2 separate regions of the Homo sapiens genome follow, and region 1 is linked to region 2. Evidence: chromatin loops called from intact Hi-C (ENCODE). Cell type or tissue: Caco-2. All regions are shown on one strand. Each heading gives the region's core, and the rest is flanking DNA. Links, peaks and the distances in the headings are about the cores only.

Region 1 (5,384 bases), core at 151-5,150, 240 kb before region 2:
TATTATTGAAAATAAATTATTACTGAGTTAGGTACAGTAATAGTATTATAGTTAGGTAGAAAAATGCCCATATCTTTTAGGGTGGTACCCTGATACATTAAGGTTTAAGATGTCAGTAAAAATAGAAACAAATGTTAAAAATAATAATTGTTACATCTGGGTGATAGGTGTATTCTGACATTTTTTATAATAAAGTTAAAAATGTCAATTAAAGTGTACGTGTTTAGTAAAGAGGGAAAATATTTTTGGTGAGATTTTTACTGAAAGCCTTTATTTTTTCTTTTAACATCAGAGAAGATTTATATTTAGAATTCAGGAGCAATTTCCAGTGACAGATCACTTTAGCTTTTTCTGTCATTCAGTTAGAAGCTAGTGACATTTCAATCTGAATGAAAAATACTCTGAAATTGAAGGACCACCAAAGCACTCCTGAATCTAACATATTTTAAATACAAATGATTTCTGAAATTAAAGTAATTGATGGCAAAATCTGGTGAGGAGGCTGTCTTAGTTTTTGTTTGCTCTTGTAAGGCAATGATGGAATATTCAGTAATGGCTGTGTTAGCAGTCTCTCTTTTATGGTTATTGACTCTGTCTTCCACAGCTTGCTGCAGTAGTAGTGATAGTGACATGAGACAGACAAATTCCTAGGCAGACAGGGATGGGTCCCTGGTGAAACCAGACCTTCAAGCCAAAGCCAGTTTAAAATTTGAAAACTGAGAGGCTAGTTCAGGATAGAGCCCACGACTGAAGTGAGAACTTCTATTCCTGTCTTACCTTCTCCCTCCATTGGTTCCTTCTGGATAATGTCTTTTAACCAGTCAAATTGTGCTTTTTCCAAGCTTGCCCATGGACCAATCAGCACACACTCCCTCATTCTAAGCCCATAAAAACCCCAGACTCAGCCTCACAGGCAGCTATGTCTGCTTTTGGGGTTCCCTCTTGCAGCTGTGAGCTTTTCTTCTGTCACTCAATAAAATACTTCTCTGCGTTACTCACTCCGTGATGTCCACGCACATCATTCATCTTGGTTGTGAGACAAGAGCCCAGAACTTGCTGAGCTGCAGACAATGGCAATAAAAGAGCTGTAACATGCTCCTGCTCATGGGACCACAGGAGAAAGAGAGCTGTAACACCCCCCACCCCACCACCTCACCAAGCTGCAGGAACAAAGAGCTGTGACATTTCTGGAGGCTCAGATGTTGGGACTCCTTGAGCAAGAGCTGTAACACCTTTGGGGCACCACAGTTGCTATCATCTCTGAGTTTTTGGGTGCCACCATGTTCCCCTCATCTAGATGCTGGCACCCACCATGGAAGCTGATCACGGCATGCCCAGTCCAGCAGTGGGCTGAATGTGGAGCTGTGGCAGGAATGGGATCTGAGTGGGCATGAGCCAAGCACAACCTGCAAGGCTGAGCAGGTAGAGTGAGCCCAGTGGGCCCAAGCAAGGCCGGATAGAGGCAGTGGTGGCTACAGAGATTTCCAGCTGACAAAGCAGCACTCATGAAATCCTGTAACACTAGAGCCACACCCAAGTATGGACCAATATCAGGGTGGTAATTCTTCAAGATTAATATTCTGTTACAGGAATCACCAAGTCAAGTGGTACGGTCTACTGGCAGACAATCAAGTGCAGAATTTTCTCAGTTTGGTCATCCCAAATAATTAAGTCTAAATTCTGGAAGCCCAGGAGTGCAACTTGGTGGATGGAATTAGGGCAAGTCAAGAGAACCTATTAAAAAGGAATTAAATTGAAGTAATAATTAAATCAAATTGTGGGCAACAGTCCTGCTTTTTTCCCTGCAATGTTATAGGATGTTTAGTTCTTCCCCTGAATAAATTATTCAAGGCCATATTCACCTTGAGCCCTCTTGCCTTTCTTTTCAAAATCTCCATATTCTACTATAGTTCCAACAAATGGAAACCAGTATTACATTTTACATATTTTTAAGAGTTATTATGGCAGATTGAAATGAGCACAAGCTTTTGAGTTGGAGTCGGCCATGTTAAGTTTGTGTTGCAAGTTATACATAAAGGTGGAGTTATCCAGAAAGAAGTTAAAAATGTGGGACTGGAGATGGTGGTAGAAGTTAGGATTGAAAATCTTAGAGGCAGGGGTTGAAACTGTAAAAATGAAAGAGGCCTGGTGGTGGGGGTAGAGTGTAGGATATAGAATAGTATGGAACACACATGTTTGAACCTAGATGAAAAGCTCCATTTAAAAATAGCTAGAGAAATGAAGCATGAAAATTAGCCTCTGAAGAAGTAGGAAAGGCAGGAGAAAAACAACATAACCCAGAAAACCCTAGCAGTACCAGAAGTAAATGGTTTAAAAAAATATTGCATTATGGAGATGTGAGCTATAGAAAGACTATTGAGGAGGTTGGAGAAACTACTACTGAATCTGGCATTCAGGAGCTTATTGGTGATTCTCAAGGGAGGAAGATTTAAGGTATGACTAATTAGTAATTAAAAATTCCACCCCTGCTCAAGAACAGTAAATAGAGTTTTGTTTTGTTTTTAAATTTGAGATGTTTGAGTACATTTATAGGTCAAGGAGGATTCACAGAAAGGGGAAGAATGATGATGCAAACAAATGAAAAAAAGATGATGGATTCAAGAATTCAGAATGAGAAATTTTCTTGCAAGAGAGAAGGAGGAATATCCAAAGAAAATTTTAGTTTGCAAACTGAGGTGCTTATTTTGATATGATCTTTTTCTTCCTAGTGAAAATAAGAAGCTAGGAAGTTCTAATGAAGAGAAGGGGAGGTCATTTCAACAGCTATTAACAATTTTAAAATCTGTTTTATTTTTTCTTTAAGATTGGTGGAAGGCGTTTTAAGCTTTCATTTATAAAACGACTTGCCAAGATCACAAAGCTGGTATTAGAGCTGGCGCTAAGCAGTGTGGGGCTAGGGCTGGGAGTGATCATTGTATAGCAGTGAGTTTTTCTCTTCTTTTTATTTTCTTTTGTCTTTCTCATGTCTTTTTTCCTTCTTTCCTTTCTTCCCCCTTTCCTTCCCTTCTTATTTTCTTTTTTGAGTGGCTTTATTGAGGTACAATTATGAAATCACTCACTGTTTGTATAATTAGATGATTTCTAGGAAGCTCATATAGCTGGGCAACCATCATTGCAATCTGGGTTTAGGTCATTCCTATTACTCCAAAAAGTTGCTGTGTGCCATTTGCAATCAGTTTCACTCCCAACCTCAGGCCCAGACAACCACAGATCGCTTTCTATCTCTATGGATTTGCTTTTTCTAAAAATTTCATTTAATGGAATCATAAAATATCTGATCTTTTGCATCTGGCTTCTTTCTTTGCATTGTTTTTCAGGTTCATCATATAGCATGTATCAGTAGCTTTTTCCTTTTTCTTGCTGAATAATATTCTGTTGTATGGATCGACATTTTGTTTCTCCATTTCTTCCAGCAACATGAGTGTGTTCATTTCACAGGAACTGGCATCCTCTTCAAAAGAAATTAATAGATGATTCAATTGTGAAATATTTTCATAATTTCTGCTTTAGTTGACCTATAATTTCTTCCTTACACAATAGCCAAGATATTCTCATTTATATTATGAGGAGTGTATTATAAACATTTTTTTCTAAACTCATGCAATTCTTGAATACAAACTTCACAAATCCACTATTAAAGCCCTCCTAGTTTTTGGTGGAGAATAAAAGATAATGAGTTTCTCTGACATGCTTAATACTTCCTTCTGGAAATGAAGATTAGTTGATATTAACTGAACCAAGTAAACCAATTAAGATGATGATGATATGATTAAAACCCTTAACTGTATTTTACTTTTTACAAACTTTTATATCATTTCAGTCAATTCTTTTAACAGGCCCATTGTGGTATGCAGGAGTGGTATTTGAATCCTCATTACAGGTAATGAAACAGATTAAGAGAAGTTAAGAGCTAAAATCTCATAGGGCTGAAACTCAAACCTAAGTGCCCCGGTGCTGTTTATATTCCACCCACACACTATTCCATTCCCCATGTGTCTTGTCTTATTCTAGGTGTCTGTGTGTGTGTGTGTGTGTGTGTGTGTGTGTGTGTGTGTGTGTACGCATGTGCCTGTGGAGCCCAGTGCCAAATGAATATATGGGGCACCTTGTTAAAAATTATTGAGTATTTCAAGATGGCGACAGCAGAGTCTTAAACCAAATACAGGGCCCTTGTGAGCACAGGGTCCTCTTGGGCCACACAGGTTGTGTGCCCATGAAGCTGGCCATGAGCTTGTGAAAGAATGCCCTATTCAGGAAACTACTGGTAAGATTGGAGTGTCAGATGTGGAAGTAGAGAAGCAAGGCAGAGTTACTGCTCCCATCTATTTACTCTGAGATGGGAGTAGTAATATATAGAAGCCAGGCCACTAAAATTTTATGTTCCATGCTACTATTTTTAATGTATTCCAAAGGCAGAGAAAGTCACCTAATAATTTTAACTGAAAGAATTGCAATCACATTTATATTTTAGAAAAAAATCAATCTGATCTATATTTCAAGGACGGATTTTCAGGTGTGAAAATGAAAAGAGGAATATAAATTTGGGGAGAAATATCAGTATTCCAGGTTAGAGGAGAAGAGGGCCTCAAGGCAGTGGAATTTGAAATGCTGAAGAGGGGGTGACGTGGGGGATCCTGCTCCTTGCCTTTGAATGCCTTGACAGCCAGAAGCACTCTGGCACCTCATTGTGCCTCAGTCTGGAAAGTCCCTCCAGAGAGCAAGCTGGGGGCTGATGGTCAGGCTGACCACATTTGCATCCCTCCATTAGGAAGCATGGTGGTGGGCTGCCAATGTCTAAAAACAATCACTTCATGTATTTTTCCCAGTTTGAATTTCTTTTAGTTGTTGAAGGGCAAGTCCAGTAACAGTTTATTCATTATGGTTGAGTGGAAAACTGTGGTTTATTTTTAAATTTAGTAATTCAGTAGCTTCATCTGAGATAGTATTGCCCCCGGTGGGTTAGTTCTCCGACATCCTGGGAGTCATTTCTGGAGGGTGGTGGAATAAGAAAGCATTTTTAAAATATTAAATTAGGTATCAACTACCTTTCTATCTCTCTCTCTCTCTCTCTCTCTCTCTTTCTCTCTCTCACACACACACACACACGCACGCACACACACACATTCTTGAATGCTTTATAGAATGGGAGAAAAAGGCTCAGAACTACAGATTCATTCACATAATGTGAAGCCTATTTAAGTATACTCATGAATGTGTCACACATTTGAACTTCATCTTTTATGTGTAGCAACAGCAGATGTTGAAAGTATAACCCCAACGCAGACAGACATTATGGTAAAGCTTTCAATGGGATAGGGAGTAGAGATTTACTGTCATCACTAAACATGCAATTGATTTCACCA
Region 2 (5,384 bases), core at 229-5,228:
GTGATATAAATAAATGTATAAATCAATAAATGGGAGACACAATCTCCTATGCAGAAGTCCAAATAAGTGATGTAGTTGCTTCTGCCTCAAGGAAGTAAGGCATAGCTATCCCTTCCTTAAAAGCAGACTGTGGGCCGGCGCGGTGGCTCACGCCTGTAATCCCAGCACTTTGGGAGGCCGAGGCGGGCGGATCACGAGGTCAGGAGATCGCGACCATCCTGACTAACACGGTGAAACCCCGTCTCTACTAAAAATACAAAAAATTAGCCGGGCGTGGTGGCAGGCACCTGTAGTCCCAGCTACTCGGGAGGCTGAGGCAGGAGAATGGCGTGAACCCGGGAGGCGGAGCTTGCAGTGAGCCGAGATTGTGCCACTGCACTCCAGCCTGGGCGACAGAGCAAGACTCCGTCTCAAAAAAATAAAAATAAAATAAAATAAATAAATAAATAAATAAATAAATAAAAGCAGACTGCGCAGAGTGACTTCCTCCCAAAAAATACAATAAAAAAAGGGAGTGGCGGGGGGAAGATATCTGGGCCAGGTGCAGTGGTTCGTGCCTATAATCCCAGCACTCTGGGAGGCCAATGAGGGAGGATCACCTGAGCTCAGGAGTTCGAGACCAGCCTGGACAAAAAAGGGACATGTAATCTCTACACAAAATGACAGTAAAGTGGAGAACTTGAGAAACAATACCACAGCCAGGTGTTCCAGATCAACATTAACAGTGACAAATCATATTGACGTGTACCCTTGATATGATATAATGAAGATGGCACTTTACTTCTGTGGCCATCCTCCACAAACCCATAACCCTAGACTAATCATGAGAAAAATATCAGACAAATCACAATTGAGAAACATTCTACAAAATGTCTGACCACTACTCAAAACTGTCAAGATTAAAAAAAAAAAAGTGAAAGTGTGAGAAACTGTTTCAACCAAGAGGAACCCAGGGAGCCCTAAAACAACTAAATGTAATGTGGTGTCGTAGTTGGGATCCTCGAACAGAAAAAGGATATTAGATAAAACCCAAGGTAATCTGAATGAAGTATAGACTTTAGCTAATAAAAATAAAATTCAATAACTATCAAATGTATGGATGATTCCTTAATAATACTTTTGTCCTTGCTAAACTTCTTTTTTTTTTTTTTTTTTTTTTTTGAGACAGAGTCTCACTCTGTCGCCCGGGCTGGAGTGCAGTGGCACCATCTTGGCTCACTGCAACATCCGCCTCCCTGGTTCAAGCGATCCTCCTGCCTCAGCCTCCTGAGTAGCTGGGACTACAGGCATGTGCCAACATGCCCAGCTAATTTTTTGTATTTTTAGTAGAGATGGGGTTTCACCGTGTTAGCCAGGATGGTCTCGATATCCTGACCCCATGATCTGCCCCCCTTGGCCTCTCAAAATGCTGGGATTACAGGCATGAGCCACCACACCTGGCCCGTCCTTGCTAAACTTATAGTGTGATGAATTAAAAAGAAGGTGAGCTTTGGCATCACGCAAATCAGATCTGCTCTCAGCTTCACTCCTTGGTTGCTGTTGAATTCTGAATGAGTTCCTTTTTTTTTTTTTTTTTTTTTGAGATGGAGTTTTGCTGTTGTTGCCCAGGCTGGAGTTCAATGGTGTGATCTCAGCTCACTGCAACCTCCGCCTCCTGGGTTCAAGCAATTCTCCTGCCTCAGCCTCCCGAATAGCTGGGATTACAGGCGACCGCCCCCACACCTGTATAATTTTTTTTTTTTTGTATTTTTAGTAGAGACAGGGTTTCACTATGTTGATCAGGCTGTCTTTCAAATTGCAAAAAGGAAAATTTGGTAACGGCAACCAAAAACACCGTAAGCCTATGTACTGTGCTGAAATACAAAAGCGTAAGCCCAAACTAAGAGTGTCTTTATTTTCTATTTGGATGCAAGCCAAAATCAAACAGAACTGACGTAGTGCCATTCTGCCTCTCCCAAGAAAGAAAGAAAGAAGGAAGGAAGGAGGGAAGGAAGGAAGGGAGGGAAGAGAGAGAGGGAGGGAAAAAGAACGGTTCGCGGGAAAAAGACATCAAATAACAGCAAAGAAATGCAGCTTCTAAAGTAATCTCCAGTTCCTTACTGGCTGTGAGGAAAAAAAACTTCTCACTGGATTAGTCCTGACATATTAAGAATTAAGAGCAGCCTCTAGTGGCAGATCAAAGATTTTACAAAGTAGCCTTGCAGAAACCAAAATGCCTTCTATTTTTTACTGCTTGCTCTAAGCAAGCTCAGAGCCAAATTAGCTCATCAACTTTTGCAAGTATGAATAATTTCACCCGGCTTTGAGTGTTCTTAATACTTATATTTTATTTATATTCTTTTTTATACGTAGTTTAGCTGGACTATTATAATATCATGGTGGGGTAGGATGTGGTGGGGGAGGATTTTTTTTCAAAGAACAAAGGATTGACTGAAGCCTAAATGAAGACAGATTTGATGAACTGAAGTTCAGTTCTCACTTAGCTTTTTCTGTCTCCTTAAATGAGGGTGATCAAAACTAGAAATATCCTAAGGAAAACAGAAATACCTGAGAAACAATGAATTTCCCTGAACTTCATCTTTCCAAAAGGAGCACCTTTCTCCAACACTGAATATGCCAAATGTCTCGTTTTACACACCTGCGTTTCTCCTTCCTCGGAACTCTATCATCCAAACCCTTGGTTTCTCATCACTTATGAAATTAAAAATAAATGAATAAATAAAATGTTCTTCCTCATCAGTTATTGCTACAAAGACGCTGTTATCTTGGGATAAACTCAACACGCCGTGATACGGTGTGAGGATTGCCTATCATGGCAGCTGTCCACTATCCAGAGAAACAATCAGAAAGTTTTAGGAACACCCAAGGGCAGATTTTTTTTCGTTTCAAATTTTCACAACGGACAGTACCAGGGAGCTGGGGGGAAACTGCTGAAAGCTGGGACACAAACGGGTGACTCAGGGTGGATAGAAGTCACCCCATCAGAGAGACCAAGGAACTTTACCTACCACCAACCACTTCCCTGGACTTTTTTGTTTGTTTGTTTTGACGAGTGTCTCTCTGTCGCCAGGCTGGAGTGCAGTGACGCCATCTCGGCTCACTGCAACCTCCGCCTCCCGGGTTCACGCCATTCTCCTGCCTCAGACTCCCGAGTAGCTGGGACTACAGGCGCCCGCCACCACGCCCTGCTAATTTTTTGTATTTTTAGTAGAGATGGGGTCTCACCTTGTTAGCCAGGATAGTCTCGATCTCCTGACCTCGTGATCCGCCCACCTTGGCCTCCCAAAGTGCTGGGATTACAGGCGTGACCTACCGCACCCGGCCCTTCCCTTGACTTTTAACCAGGCTTTTGGAGAAAGCGTGGAATAGTAAAAGGCCAAAACAATAGCCTCCCTTTCCCGGGTGTGGACACCCTTCCCGGTCCTCAGGAGCCTCAGAGGATCACCCTCTCCGCCCCTTCCTCTAGGGCCTCGCTTGGGAACGCAGCGAAGGCGAGGCCCGACCCTGCCTGGGACGCCGCAGCCCTGGCCCACCAGTGCTCCCAGCCCGCCTGTTCTCAGGATTCCGTGCGTCCAGCGTCGGGCTAGTGCCTCCTCCAGGTCAGAGCGCCGTTCCCTCTAGGATGCAGGAGCAAGAGATGTGCGCGGAAAGGTCCCCAGGACGAGGACGAAGCCTCAGGCTTCTCAAAATAAATGGCGCACTTGGCCTTGGAGGGAAAGGAGGAGGCCTCCGGGAAGGTGTGGAGGAGACTGGCAGCCTTGACAGCATCGAACTGGGTTCCGCCCACCGAGATTTCTGCCTCGAGGACCTTGCGGAGCAGCCACAGGCAGCCTCATGCGGGTGCCCAGCGTGCGGGACACGAGGCTTCTGCTCTTGGCGGGGTCCAGTGAACCCCAGGAAGGGCCTGGGCTGGGTGCCTGGGGCGAGGGTTGTTCTTGGCCTGGGACTTGGTCACGTCTCCATGGAAATATTGCTAATTGTTCCTTCACTTGAAAGACGAGACTGTAGACAAAATCTTTTTAAACCTTGACGGGCCTGTTACTCCCAAGAGCTTCTCTTCAAATTACTTGGAGAGAGAATGAACCATAAAATAATATTGCCTTCTTTCATATCCTTATATAATCATTTAATTTTTTAGAGCTTCTCTGCTTCTCTTACATGTGTGCTTTCAAGTAAATTAATCTAGATTATATTTTTTTATTAAAAATTCTTACCTCCTCATAGGAATGCTACATTGATGAATTAATATTTGCTAAGCACTTGGAAGGCGAAAACTACATAAAATTTGGTGGAATTACTCTATTATTATTGATACAGAAAAACAGTAACTTGATGGGACTGGTAACCGGGCTATTATTGTAAAAATGCTTTGCCTTTTCAGACAAAGTGGTGGAGTACAGAAATAATTATCCAGGTAATTCAAATTCCCCAGAAAATGCGGTCCTACTTGGAAGGAAAAGTGAATCTCCTCACTGATTTTGTTTTGTTCTTCTTTATTATTATTGTCACATTTAAGTTAATCACTTGTATAAATGTAATCACCTGGATAACTTTTCCATTTTGATTTCTCTTTCCTGTGATTTAAAATGAAGTAAGGCCAGATCTGCATTAACAAATTGAGAATTAAATAATACTTGTCCTTTTACAGCAGCCCCACTATTTTGATTTATATTCAGGTGTTGTAACAGCAATTTAAATACAAGTCCAATAATTTCAAATATCTTACATCTGTATGATTAGTTGCACAATATTTCTGACTAGTAGAGAGGAATAAGATTGATAATGTCTAATTTTTCTTAGGTATATGGTAACCAGAGCAAAGATAGGCATTATGGCTAAAATTAGATTTCCAGTTAAACTTACTTTCCCCAGAACACTTTTAATTATTAGGACAATTGCATTAATTCCCCTCTTTACTCTGCTAATGTCAACTTTGTCATAGGCCTCAACATCACATAGTACCAATAGTGTTTCAGAAATAATCTCAAGAGTTTTAGAAATAAATTACTTTTTCAACACAGAGTTTTTAAATGTAATGTTCTAAAATATCCAGTAAACAGCTGTAATCAACCATTATTAACTTTCCTGTTTTCAAGCACAGAAAACATTAAAATTTAATATCACAAAAGTAGGCCAGACCACTATCATCAACATAATAGTCATCATCACTTATAACATTTATTAAATTACTCAGTACAGGAGTGCCAGGAAATGAAATAATATTGTGACTTCACTAGAGGGAGCAATTCTTTTTAGTAAATTGTATTACTTAGTTCTATATATTTAGTCATCCTAGAGTGGATCTAGACATTTAACATAATTTGAGAATTAAAATGTGCAGAATTCATGAGAGATCTTATTGAAGATGTACTGTCATTTCAAGA

What was found. Peaks named below come from ENCODE experiments on the same cell type or tissue, not always from the same donor. Only the 100,000 strongest peaks of a DNase experiment are listed, where the experiment ranks them.
Region 1: a loop joins it to region 2, with 5 times the contacts of the local background. A loop is called at or near these places in 2 of 110 quality-filtered maps.

What each region holds. Positions count from the first base shown.
Region 1 is chr4:110,342,205-110,347,588 of GRCh38, forward strand. No RefSeq gene overlaps it. Among named protein-coding and RNA genes, the nearest start is that of ENPEP, 130 kb to the right of the region's middle. In Caco-2, for the core only: a CTCF peak has its summit at 2,180; no DNase peak of the experiment used is centred there.
Region 2 is chr4:110,584,267-110,589,650 of GRCh38, forward strand. No RefSeq gene overlaps it. Among named protein-coding and RNA genes, the nearest start is that of PANCR, 28 kb to the right of the region's middle. RefSeq lists a silencer at 3,647-3,941. In Caco-2, for the core only: a CTCF peak has its summit at 2,144 (motif pointing left); no DNase peak of the experiment used is centred there.